Linked DNA regions of Homo sapiens: region 2 is linked to region 1. Evidence: read pairs that join two places in POLR2A ChIA-PET (ENCODE). Cell type or tissue: PC-9. All regions are shown on one strand. Links, peaks and the distances in the headings refer to the core of each region. The heading gives the core; the rest is flanking DNA. Region 1 has its middle 26 kb from the start of CDC42BPA. Region 2 overlaps CDC42BPA (CDC42 binding protein kinase alpha).

Region 1 (5,385 bases), core at 185-5,184:
TGAGGAATACCAAACTATGACATGGAGACATGCAGTGAGCATGTACTGTTGGAAAAATGGCACCGATAGACTTGGTTTATACAGGTGCAAGTTTCTCTAAAGGGACAGAACTAATAGGACAGACGTATATATGAAGGGGAGTTTATTAAGGGGTATTGACTCACAAAATCACAAGGTAAAGTCCCACATAGGCCATTGGCAAGCTGAGGAGCAAGAAAGCCAGTCTGAGTCCCAAAACCTCAAAAGTAGGGATGCAGCCTCCAGTCTGTGGCTGAAGGCCAGAGAGCCCCTGGCAAACCACTGATGTAGGTTCAAGAGTCCAAAAGCTGAAGGACTTGGAGTGTGATGTTTGAGGGCAGGAAGCATCCAGCATGGGAGAAAGATGAAGGCCGGAAGCCTCAGCAAGTCTGCTCATTCCACCTTCTTCTGCCTGCTTTATTCTACCTGCACCGGCAGCTGATTCGATGGGGCCCACCCAGATTGAGGGTGGGTCTGCCTCTCCCAGTCCACTGACTCAAATGTTTATCTCCTTTGGCAACACCCTCACAAACACACCCAGGAACCATTCTTTGTATCCTTCAATCCAAACAAGTTGACACTCAATATTAACCATCACAACAGGGTTGCCACAAACCTTCAATTTGTGAAAAATGCACTGTGAAGCACAATAAAGTGCAATAAAATGAGGTATGCCTGTGTATTCTTTGGGCAGACATACAGCCATATGAAGATACTAGATAAATGATACAGAGTATAGAATGAAGCCTACAGAGCTCCTATCTAGGTTCAATTTTACTGACCATGCAATATGCTACAGACACAGTCTGCTGAATCTCCTTCCACCACTCCAGCTCCTCTTCCTTTCCTTCAGCCTTTTTCATCATGCCCAAACTCTTGGGTTTATTGAAGCAGTTGCTATAGCCACAATTATTGCATGAATCTATTTTTCAGCATGACAGTATGGTATGTGCAAGTGTACTTTAAGATACTTAAAAACTCAGTTATATTATAGATTAATGGATGTGTGATCTTCCAAATTGATGCCAACCTATAAATTCCCAGTCACTGAAACTATTTAGTATGTGAAACTAGTCCAATTTTTTTTTTTGAGATGGAGTCCTGCTCTGTCACCCAGGCTGGAGTGCAATGGCATGATCTCGGCTCACTGCAACCTCCACCTCCTGGGTTCAAGCGATTCTCCCACCTCAGCCTCCCAAGTAGCTGGGATTACAGGCACCCACCATCATGCCTGGCTAATTTTTGTATTTTTGTAGAGATGGGGCTTCACCATTTTGGCCAGGCTGCTCTTGAACGAACTCCTGACCTCAGGTGATCTGCCCACCTCAGCCTCCCAAAGCGCTGGGATTACAGGCATGAGCCACTGTGCCTGGCCCAATTTTTTTTTTTTTTTTACTTTGATATTCCTCAATCTTCACATTTATTTCAATTCCTCTACTAGAATCATATTCTTATTTATTTTCTCTCATGCATTCTTGAAATATTTCTGCTCAGTAGAGAAGCAATATGAAGCTTCAGTGTTTTATTAACTATATCAAACAGCAGACTCTCTAGATGGTGAGCCAAAAGTTGCTGAAGGGTGTATTTTTTTGGTCTGCTGTGAATTATGCCTTCAGGCTCAACAAAGTGGTAAAGACTGTTTTAAATTATTAGCTGAATATGTGAGAACTGGCTGTTGCAAAATCTGACTGTCATGTAGCATTATGCTATCATCAAGAGAAATTTTAGCATTTTCTGTTTTCTCCAAAGATAAACTGCTTGTTTTCTTTAGCTTTTCTTCTATTGAGGTTGATTAATCCTTTTCAAACCAGGAAACTCAGACTTAACATATGTAGACTTTGTTTTGCACAAAATCTTCTATATCTTGCATTTAGGGGCACACAGTCCATCTGTCATTTTAACTGTGCTCACACAAATTGTGCTGATTTATACTTAACCATAGCTAATTTCATTTGTGTTTTTGAGTTTGTTTTTTGATTTTCAAAAGCAGCTGAAAGTGAGTTGACATTTTAGTACTTTGGTCTCTTTTATAAAGAGTGATGATATAATATTCATCCATAATTATAACCTTCAAAGTTATTTAATGTCATGTTCATAGAAAAGGAAACTGCTGACATTGACTTTCTACACTTTAAATCAATTCTTTAGTATCTTCACATAAGTCTCCCCCTAAATTTCCGGTTTTTAGAAGTGATTTTTATACTTACCCATTGCATAAACCTGGACAAATTCTTTTCTTCATTTATTTCAATTTCCCAATATATAAAAGAGTTAATAATGTAGCTACCACAGAGCATATTGTGAAATTCACTGAGAAATCACAGAGATATGCTGCTTTGGGAAGAGCAGGAAGAACTCCGTGAATAATAGGTTGTACCAATCTTCCTCCAAACACTTCTCTGACAAGCACACAATTCTGACACATATTTCTGCAGAGCTCTAGGGTTTCAAGTTTTCTCCTTTTATGATGTAATCATTCTCCATGAAGTTTAGTCATATGCTGCTCATTTTCAGTGTCTCTATTTTCTAAATAAAGGCATGAATAGAATTAACTCTTGGATTCTAGAAACTACAATAAACCTAAATGTGTTTAAAGAAAACTTAATGAATCATCGTGCTACCCCTCCCCCATAAGACTGTAGAATGTTAGCTTTAAAAAGAATACAGGGAACATCCAGTCCAATCTTTGCATTTTATAGACAAGACAACTGAGCTTTTGGGAGCTTAGGGAATCTTGTGATTTTGTCAAAGTGAGAAGATTAGTTAAGTGGCAGATCTGTCTGTGTGTGTGTGTGTGTGTGTGTAATTTCAAAAACATGCAATACTAGTGTATTTTTCATTTTCATTGGTTTCTTTTTTAAAAGTATCTTCAAACTAATATACTTGGTTAAACTTTTTAAGTCTCAAAACACAACTAAAATAACCTGCTGTGTTTCATTTTTTAACCAAAAAACTACTACTGAGGCTTCTGCCTTTAAGAATAATTTCTGGGGCCAGGTGTGGTGGCTCATGCCTATAATCCTAGAACTTTGGGAGCCGAGTGTGGGAATCATTTGAGGCCAGGAGTTTGAGACTAACCTGGGCAACATAGCGAGATCCTGGTTCTCCAAAAAAATTTTAAAAGCTAACCGGATGTGGTGGCATGCAACTGTACTCCCAGCTACGTGGGAGGTTGAGGAGGGAGGATATCTTCGAGGCTGAAGTAAGCTATGAAGGCCCCACTGCACCCCATCCCAGGGGGCTGGAGTGAGACCCTGTCTTAAAAAAAAAAATTCTAAGAAATGGTATATTCAGAGGTATTTCAACTTATTTAATAACAGTATATCATGGGCACTGCCCAACAACTGGTGTGTCTGTCCTGGTTCTACCAGCTGCACATGAGCCTGGGTATATTACTAAAAAATAGGCAGTGCCATATGCTGGAAATAAAGATGTAATCCTTGAACATTGTTATACCACTATGAAAATGTAACAATACCCAGTAAAGCTATATTATTTTCATTATTAAATTTGTTCAACACTATTTGTTTTTGTTTTTTTTTTCACAAAAAGTTGAAAAGAAAACAGGATTTTTTTTCCTATATGATATTTCTACTGGATTAACCACTAGATTTAGGTAATAGTAACAGAGCTGAACCTCTGGACCTGGTAACATTGTCTCTTCAAGTTAGCATTTTCGATATATTATAAAATAAATTCTGGCAATAGTCATCTACATATGTAATTTGAAGAGCTGTTATATTGGGCTTGGTGAGTAAGGACAACATATGCGCTTTATTAGCAATGTTAAATAGGTGCCCAATTAATGTTTGCTGTTATACTACAGAATTTCATAAACAATGGCAACAAATTTTTCCCAAAATCAATATGGAAGTGAGTTATGAAATTTGCTTTACTGAACAAGTCTTCATTTGTGGCAGGAACGCATTTTGGTTTTTGTGTTTCCCTGCTGTTTGAAAGAACAGATTGAGTGTTCCTTTGTTTTCTTGCTCCTACATAGAAGACATTTAAAATAATCATAAATTATTAGTACTAGAAGGAAACCTAAAAATCTAACTTCCCACACAATGCAAACCCTCAGTGATTCTGATGCATGCTAAAGTTTGAGAAACATTGCCCTATGTAACACTCCACGTAGCCGGGTGCAGTGGCTCATGCCTGTACTCCTAGCACTTTGGGAGGCTTGAGGCAGGCGGATCACCTGAGGTTGGAAGTTTGAGACCAGCCTGGCCAACATGTTGAAACCCCATCTCCACTAAAAATACTAAATTAGCCAGGCGTGGTGGCAGGCACCTGTAACACCAGCTACTTGGGAAGCTGAAGCAGGAGAATCAGTTGAACCAGGAGGCAGAGGTGGCAGTGAGCTGAGATCGCACCACTGCACTCCGGCCTGGGCGACAGAACAAGACTCTCTCAGAAAAAAAGAGAAAGACGCCACACGACAGAATTGGGTTGCAGATATCAGAAATCTAACTATAAAATTAGATTGAGTGTAAAAGGGAATATCCTAGTTCGTGAGGCTCAGGATAATGGAGTAGCTCATAGGATCAAGGGATTGATCAGGACCTACAGGACCTGGGCTTCTGGGACTGGAAAGAGAAATGTTTCACTTCATGTTTGCTCATGAATGCTCACAATGGCTCCGTCTCCCACCCACCCTCAGCCCATGTATTGCCATTTCTCTGTCTCTGCTCGTTTTTATCCTCTTTCACTGCAGATAGACTTCTGCACATGGTGAAGTTGGCCACCTCCTCTACCCTGCAACCTGCACGCATACATACCTTCATATCCCTCTAGGACTTGACCTCTGAGGCAAGGCTATTCCTCTCCAGGCTCCAAATCAAGAAATCCCAGGGAAGAACTCCAAGGGCCAGAAATGTTAATGGAAGAAAAGTGTTGGGAAGTCTTGCAGAGGAGATAAATAACAGTAGCTACTGCAGCCTATTACATAAACTATAGTCAATTTTACTTTGAGAAAAGGAAGTTTAGAAAGATCATTTGCCTTGCCCAAATCACTAAGTCAGTGAAAATCAAAACCAAAAAAACTCAAAAATAGTAATATTTAAGACCATACCATAGTCACTCATTTACTAAGGAATTTCCTAGAAAAATTTAGTTTAGGTTTTAGCTCTATACATTTGCACTGAACTTTCTCCCTCATGGGAAAAAAAAGTTAGTTTTATAAAAATAACTTCATGAGTCTGTAGTAAAACAATGGTGAAAGAAATATAATTTTTCCTATTGCAGACAGACGGTTGAGACTTTTTTGCATTTATGTCATTCAAACATGATTGTTACAAACTTTAAACTTGGTAGCAATGTACTCCCAAAGGAGGAAGGGAAAAAAATCAAGCCAATCTAAAGCCA
Region 2 (5,385 bases), core at 60-5,059, 260 kb before region 1:
TAGAGTTAGGGAACAGAGGAATGTAACAGAAAACACAGTAGAACACAACAGATCAGTAATAAAACTGTGCTTTTCAGAGTAACTTATTTATCACATCTGACAAATGAGATAAAAACCATTATTAGTAGCCACCTGGAATTCATACCAACTTGGCCACATACTCACAATCATCCACAAAAAAACGTTTAAAAGAGCACTCACCACTGAATTATTTCTGTGATTTGGGCTTCCCAATGTGCAACTGATTCTTTCTTGTCTGCTAGATCTTTAACCTCTTCTTCTAACTGCTGGTTGTGTATACTTAAGTTCTCATACAAAGTAGTAAGCTGAAAGATAGTTTTAAGACATGCATGACTTTTAGGACCAAGAATTCGAGGTGTTCAGACAGGTATTGTCAAATTTGATTACTCAACATCATCTACCCAAAAATGCCTGTCTTATTATAATAATCCCTTTTGCTCACTGAATTTGGATATCAAGTACTCTGAATTCTCCTGCTACCTTTGCTTTTCCCTTACAACCTACAGTGACTTGGTTCTGTGAACATTCTCTACTTGGCTTAAGAATTGCCCATTTCTGTTGGTAATAGCTTTTTTTTTTCTCCAAAAATGTCTTTATGTCATTTTTTCTTTAAAATAGCATGTAATTTCAAGCATATACAGAAAAGGAAAATAAAAATGAATTCCCATGAGCCCCACTACCTAATTTCAACAATGATTACTTCAACATCAATCTTGTTTCACTTGTACGCCTGTTCTCTCTCTCTTTTTTTTTTTTTCAGACAGAGTTTTGCACTTGTTGCCCAGGCTAGAGTACAATGGCACATTCTCAACTCACTGCAACTTCTGCCTCCCGGGTTCAAGCGATTCTCCTGTCTCAGCCTCCCCAGTAGCTGGGATTACAGATGTGCGCCATCACGCCCGGCTAATTTTTTGTCTTTTTAGTAGAGATGGGGTTTCACCATGTTGGTCAGGCTGGTCTCAAACTCCTGACCTCAGATGATAAGCCCACCTCGGCCTCCCAAAGTGCTAGGATTACAGGTGTGAGCCACCACGCCTGGCCTATACGCCTGTTCTCTTATCCCCTCCTCCTGTACTATTCGGGAACAAATACTAGACATCATACAATGTTATCCATACATATCACTGTATGTATCTCTAAAGAATAAGGATCTCTCTTTTAAAATATAACCACGATAGCATCATACTACAAATTTCACAAATTTCCTAATATCACATAAATAGTAATAGTTCAAGTTTCCAGTTACTTCAACATATCACAAAACTTGTTTATTAAACTGAATCATGATACCAATAAGAAAACCCAGCTTAATGGCTGGATATATGTTTTTTTTGAGACAGGGTTTCACTCTGTCACCCAGGCTGGAGTGCAGTGGTGTGATCTCAGCTTATTACAACCTCCACCTCCTAGGCTCAAGCAATCCTCCCACTTCAGCCTCCCTAGTAGCTGGGATTACAGCTAAAAAAAATTAGTATCCAGCTAATTTTTTATTTTTTTATTTTTTAAATTTTTTTGTACAGATGGGGTCTTGGCATGTTGCCCAAGCTGGTCTCAAGATTCCTGGGCTCAAGCCATCTGCCCGCTGTGGCCTCCCAAATTACTGTGATTACAGGCATGCACCAGCATGCCTGGCCCGATACATCTTTTAAGTCTATTTTATTTATAGGTTCCCCTGCAACACCTTTATTTTTCTTTTGACTTGAAGAATGCAGGTTGTCCTGGCTGGGCACGGTGGCTCACACCTGTAATCCCAGCACTTTGGGAGGCTGAGACGGGTGGATCACGAGGTCAGGAGATCGAGGCCATCCTAGGTAACACAGTGAAACCCCGTCTCTACTAAAAATAAAAAAAAATTAGCCAGACGTGGTGGCATGTGCCTGTAGTCCCAGCTACTCAGGAGGCTGAGGCAGGATAATTGCTTGAACCCGGTAGGTGGAGTTTGCAGTGAGCTGAGATTGCGTCACTGCACTGCAGCCTGGGTGACAGAATGAGACTCTGTCTCAAAAAAAAAAAAAAAAAAAAAAAAAAAGAATGTAGGTTGTCCTGCAGTTTTCCACATTCTGAATTTTTGCCTTCATTTCTGGAAGGCATTTTTTGCTGTAAATAACACTGTAAGTTGGCAGTTATTTTACTATAGCACTTTTAGGACATTCTTTTTCTTCTGAATTCCGTTTTTAATTTTTCTGTTGGGAGGTCAGTTTTCAGTTGAAGTTTCATGCCTTTGAACGTAATGTGTCTTTCTTCTCTGGTTGCTTTTAGAATTTTATGTTGGTTGGTTTCTGGCCGCTTTTCTAGGATTTGTCTAAGTGGGGTCTGATTTCTATTAATTATTTCACTTTTAGGGTTTGTGGTATTTCTTGAATTTGTGGCTAAATGTTTCTCATAGGTTTGGAAAAATTCTGGGCCATAAACACTCTTCAAATATTGCACTGCCACCATCTCTCTCCTTGCCTTTTGGGAAACCAATTATTTGTATGTTAGAACTTTTCATCACATCCTCTATGTCTTAGATCCTCCTTTCTATATTTTCTATTCTTTTTAATCCCTGACTACACTTTAGTCTAAAAAATTTTTTTTTAACATATGCAGTCCTTTTCTTTGTTTCTCTCCAATCTGTTTTTAAAATGTTCTATTGAGTCTTTTAGTTATTTAATTTTTTGCTCCTGGAAATTCTATTTGACAGTTTTGTATAGATTCCAGTTGTTTGCTGAAATCCTTCATATGTCTACTTTCTTGAACAAATCACACGATTAAAGTCCATTCATAAAAATTTCATACTGCGAACTCCTGCGGGTCTGTTTCTACTGACTGCCTGGTTTTTATTTTCCCTTTTTTGATTTTGTTTTTGCTGTTGAATTTTTCTCTTGGTTTTCAATGATTTGGTTGTGTTTGCTGATATGCCTGGTAATTTTTTACTGCATGCCACATATCGTGTATACAAACTTTAGATAATTTTAAGACTCTGGATAATATCTTCCTCCACAGAGTATTTACTTTTACTTTTGGTAGGCAATCAGAGTAAAGATAGATCAAAGATTGAAATACTTGGAGACTGGGTTTCAGTCACTGAGGACTCATGTTTCTTACTCACCCTTACTCCTAAAATGTAGGCTTTCAATGGGTTCAACTGAAAGTTTGAATTATTTACTAAAGATCCTGCAACTTGATAGGCAATGCACTTCCATTTTTCTCTCTCCAGCCTTGTAAAACTGTGGAATACCATGTTCAACTTCCTAGATTCTGAGGTTTTTCTGCTTTCATATCTGCAAATGCCTAAAGAGGAAAAGTGGCACTAAATGTTGGGCTCACTGCTCTGTACTATTCTTCTCTTTAGGATCTTGGTCAGTAAAGTCCTGGTTTCCTTGTTGTCACTCCAATGACTTCTTACAGATGAATACTGTAAGTGGTATTCATATAGTATTATTTTTAAAATCCAGCTTTATAGCTCTTCTTGGTGAGGTGGTAGGATGTAAGCTAATCTGTCACAGAAGCAAAAAGTTCTTGCTTTAAGTTTTTAGAAAATTCATGAAAAAGGCTGGGTGTGGTGGCTCACGCCTGCAATCCCAACACTTTGGGAGGCCAAGGTGGGAGGATCACCTGAGGTTAGGAGTTTGAGACCAGCCTGGCCAACATGGTAAAACCCCATCTCTACTAAAAATAAAAAAATTAGATGGGTGTGGTGGCACATGCCTTTAATCCCAGCTACTTGGGAGGCTGAGGCAGGAAAATCGCTTGAACTCAGGAGGCGGAGGTTGCAACGAGCAGAGATAGTGCCACTGCACTCCAGCCTGGGCAGCAGAGTGAGACTTCATCTCAAAAAAAAAAAAAAAAAATTTTTTTTTCATGAAAAAATATTTGCATACTACTTTATTTCAGAGCTACATTTTTTTCTGATAAATGGTCTCACCTGCTATTTATTACCACTCCTTTCTTCCTTTTTTGTATGTTTGTAGAGATACCGTGCTAGTTTCTTCTTGATTACTCAACTTTGATGAAGGTGAGTTGCTCCTAGAGGATCTATTTACAGGTTTTTAGGGATAAAAGGGCCATGTGATTGTCAACTTGACTGGTCCACAAGGTGCCTAGACATTGGGTCAAACATTATTCTGGGTAGGTCTGTGAGGGTGTCTCTGCGTAACACTTGAATTGGGAGAGTGAGAGAAGAACCCCCTCCCTAATGTATGTGAGCCCCATGTGATCAACTAAAGGCCTGAACAGAACAAAAAGGCTGAATGCACCAATAGTAGGGGGGAACATCAGCTGTGACATCAGCTTCTCCTGCCTTCAGACCTGAAACGAGGCAGAAGCTTTTCCTGAATGTTAAGCTTGCCAAGCTTTGGGACTGGAACTACAAAATATACTCTCCTGGGTCTCCAGCTTGCCCAATGCAGATCTCGGGACTTGTCAGCCTATATAATCACTTGAGCCAATTCCTTATAATCTCCCCTGCTCCCAACACACATACATATACCACCTCCCACCCCCCACATACACTCACTCTATTGGTTCTGTTTCTCTGTGGAACCCTAACTAATACAGGCCACAACCATGTTCTAAGTCAAGGGTCTGCAAACTTTTCCAGTAAAGAACCAGATGCAAGTATTTTCACCTCTGTGGGCCACATAAAATCTCACATCATCGTCATCTTCTTTTTAAAAATAGCCATTTAAAAATGTAAAGATCATTTTTATTCTGTGGGTCAGACAAAAACAATCTGGGAGCTAGATTTGGCCAGAGGCCATAGTTTGCCAACTCTCAATTCTAAGCTATTAGGAATTCTACTGATGACACAGGATTTTATTGGTGTGCATTTTGAACCTGTATTTCTGTGCAGAGATAGGCAATTTTGGCACAAATCACAAAGCAAAGTTTCATTTCTTCCCCTCTGGCAAAACAACAACAACAAATTGTTTTATGCATATAGAGTTTGTCTGTAATACCCCATTTAATCCTACCTCCAACCTCCTTGTCTTCCCAAAAGGAAATGAGATCCAGGGAAGCTATCACTCACTGCTGGCACACACTGATTTGCCTATTGCAAACAAGAGATTTAAGTTTGTACCTTAGGGTGTGCCATTTGCCTCTGAAAATATAGTTTACCAGTTTTTTTTCACACTTTTACTGAGGTATAATTTATATAACATAAAATTCACCCATTATAAGTGTATACTTGAATGATTTTTAGCAAACTTCAACAGTTGTACAGTGATTGCTACAATCCAGTTTTGGAACACTTCTAATACTCAAGAAATATCCCCATGCCTATTTATAATTGATCTTGGTCCGCACTCTGATTTCTCTAGGCATCACTGACCTGCTTTCTGTTTCTGTAGAAACATTTTCTGAAATCTTCTATCAATGAAA

The links. Peaks named below come from ENCODE experiments on the same cell type or tissue, not always from the same donor. Only the 100,000 strongest peaks of a DNase experiment are listed, where the experiment ranks them.
Region 2: POLR2A ChIA-PET joins it to region 1 with 14 read pairs; 3 of 35 experiments call an interaction of 5 or more read pairs at or near these places.

Annotation. Positions count from the first base shown.
Region 1 is chr1:227,341,796-227,347,180 of GRCh38, forward strand. No RefSeq gene overlaps it. Among named protein-coding and RNA genes, the nearest start is that of CDC42BPA, 26 kb to the left of the region's middle. In PC-9, for the core only: no CTCF peak of the experiment used is centred there; a DNase peak (open chromatin) is centred at 2,396; H3K27ac peaks cover 1,618 bases.
Region 2 is chr1:227,080,692-227,086,076 of GRCh38, forward strand. It overlaps CDC42BPA (CDC42 binding protein kinase alpha), which reads right to left. Exons shown (of 37, transcript NM_001394014.1): 17 at 202-326. Among named protein-coding and RNA genes, the nearest start is that of COQ8A, 140 kb to the left of the region's middle. In PC-9, for the core only: no CTCF peak of the experiment used is centred there; no DNase peak of the experiment used is centred there.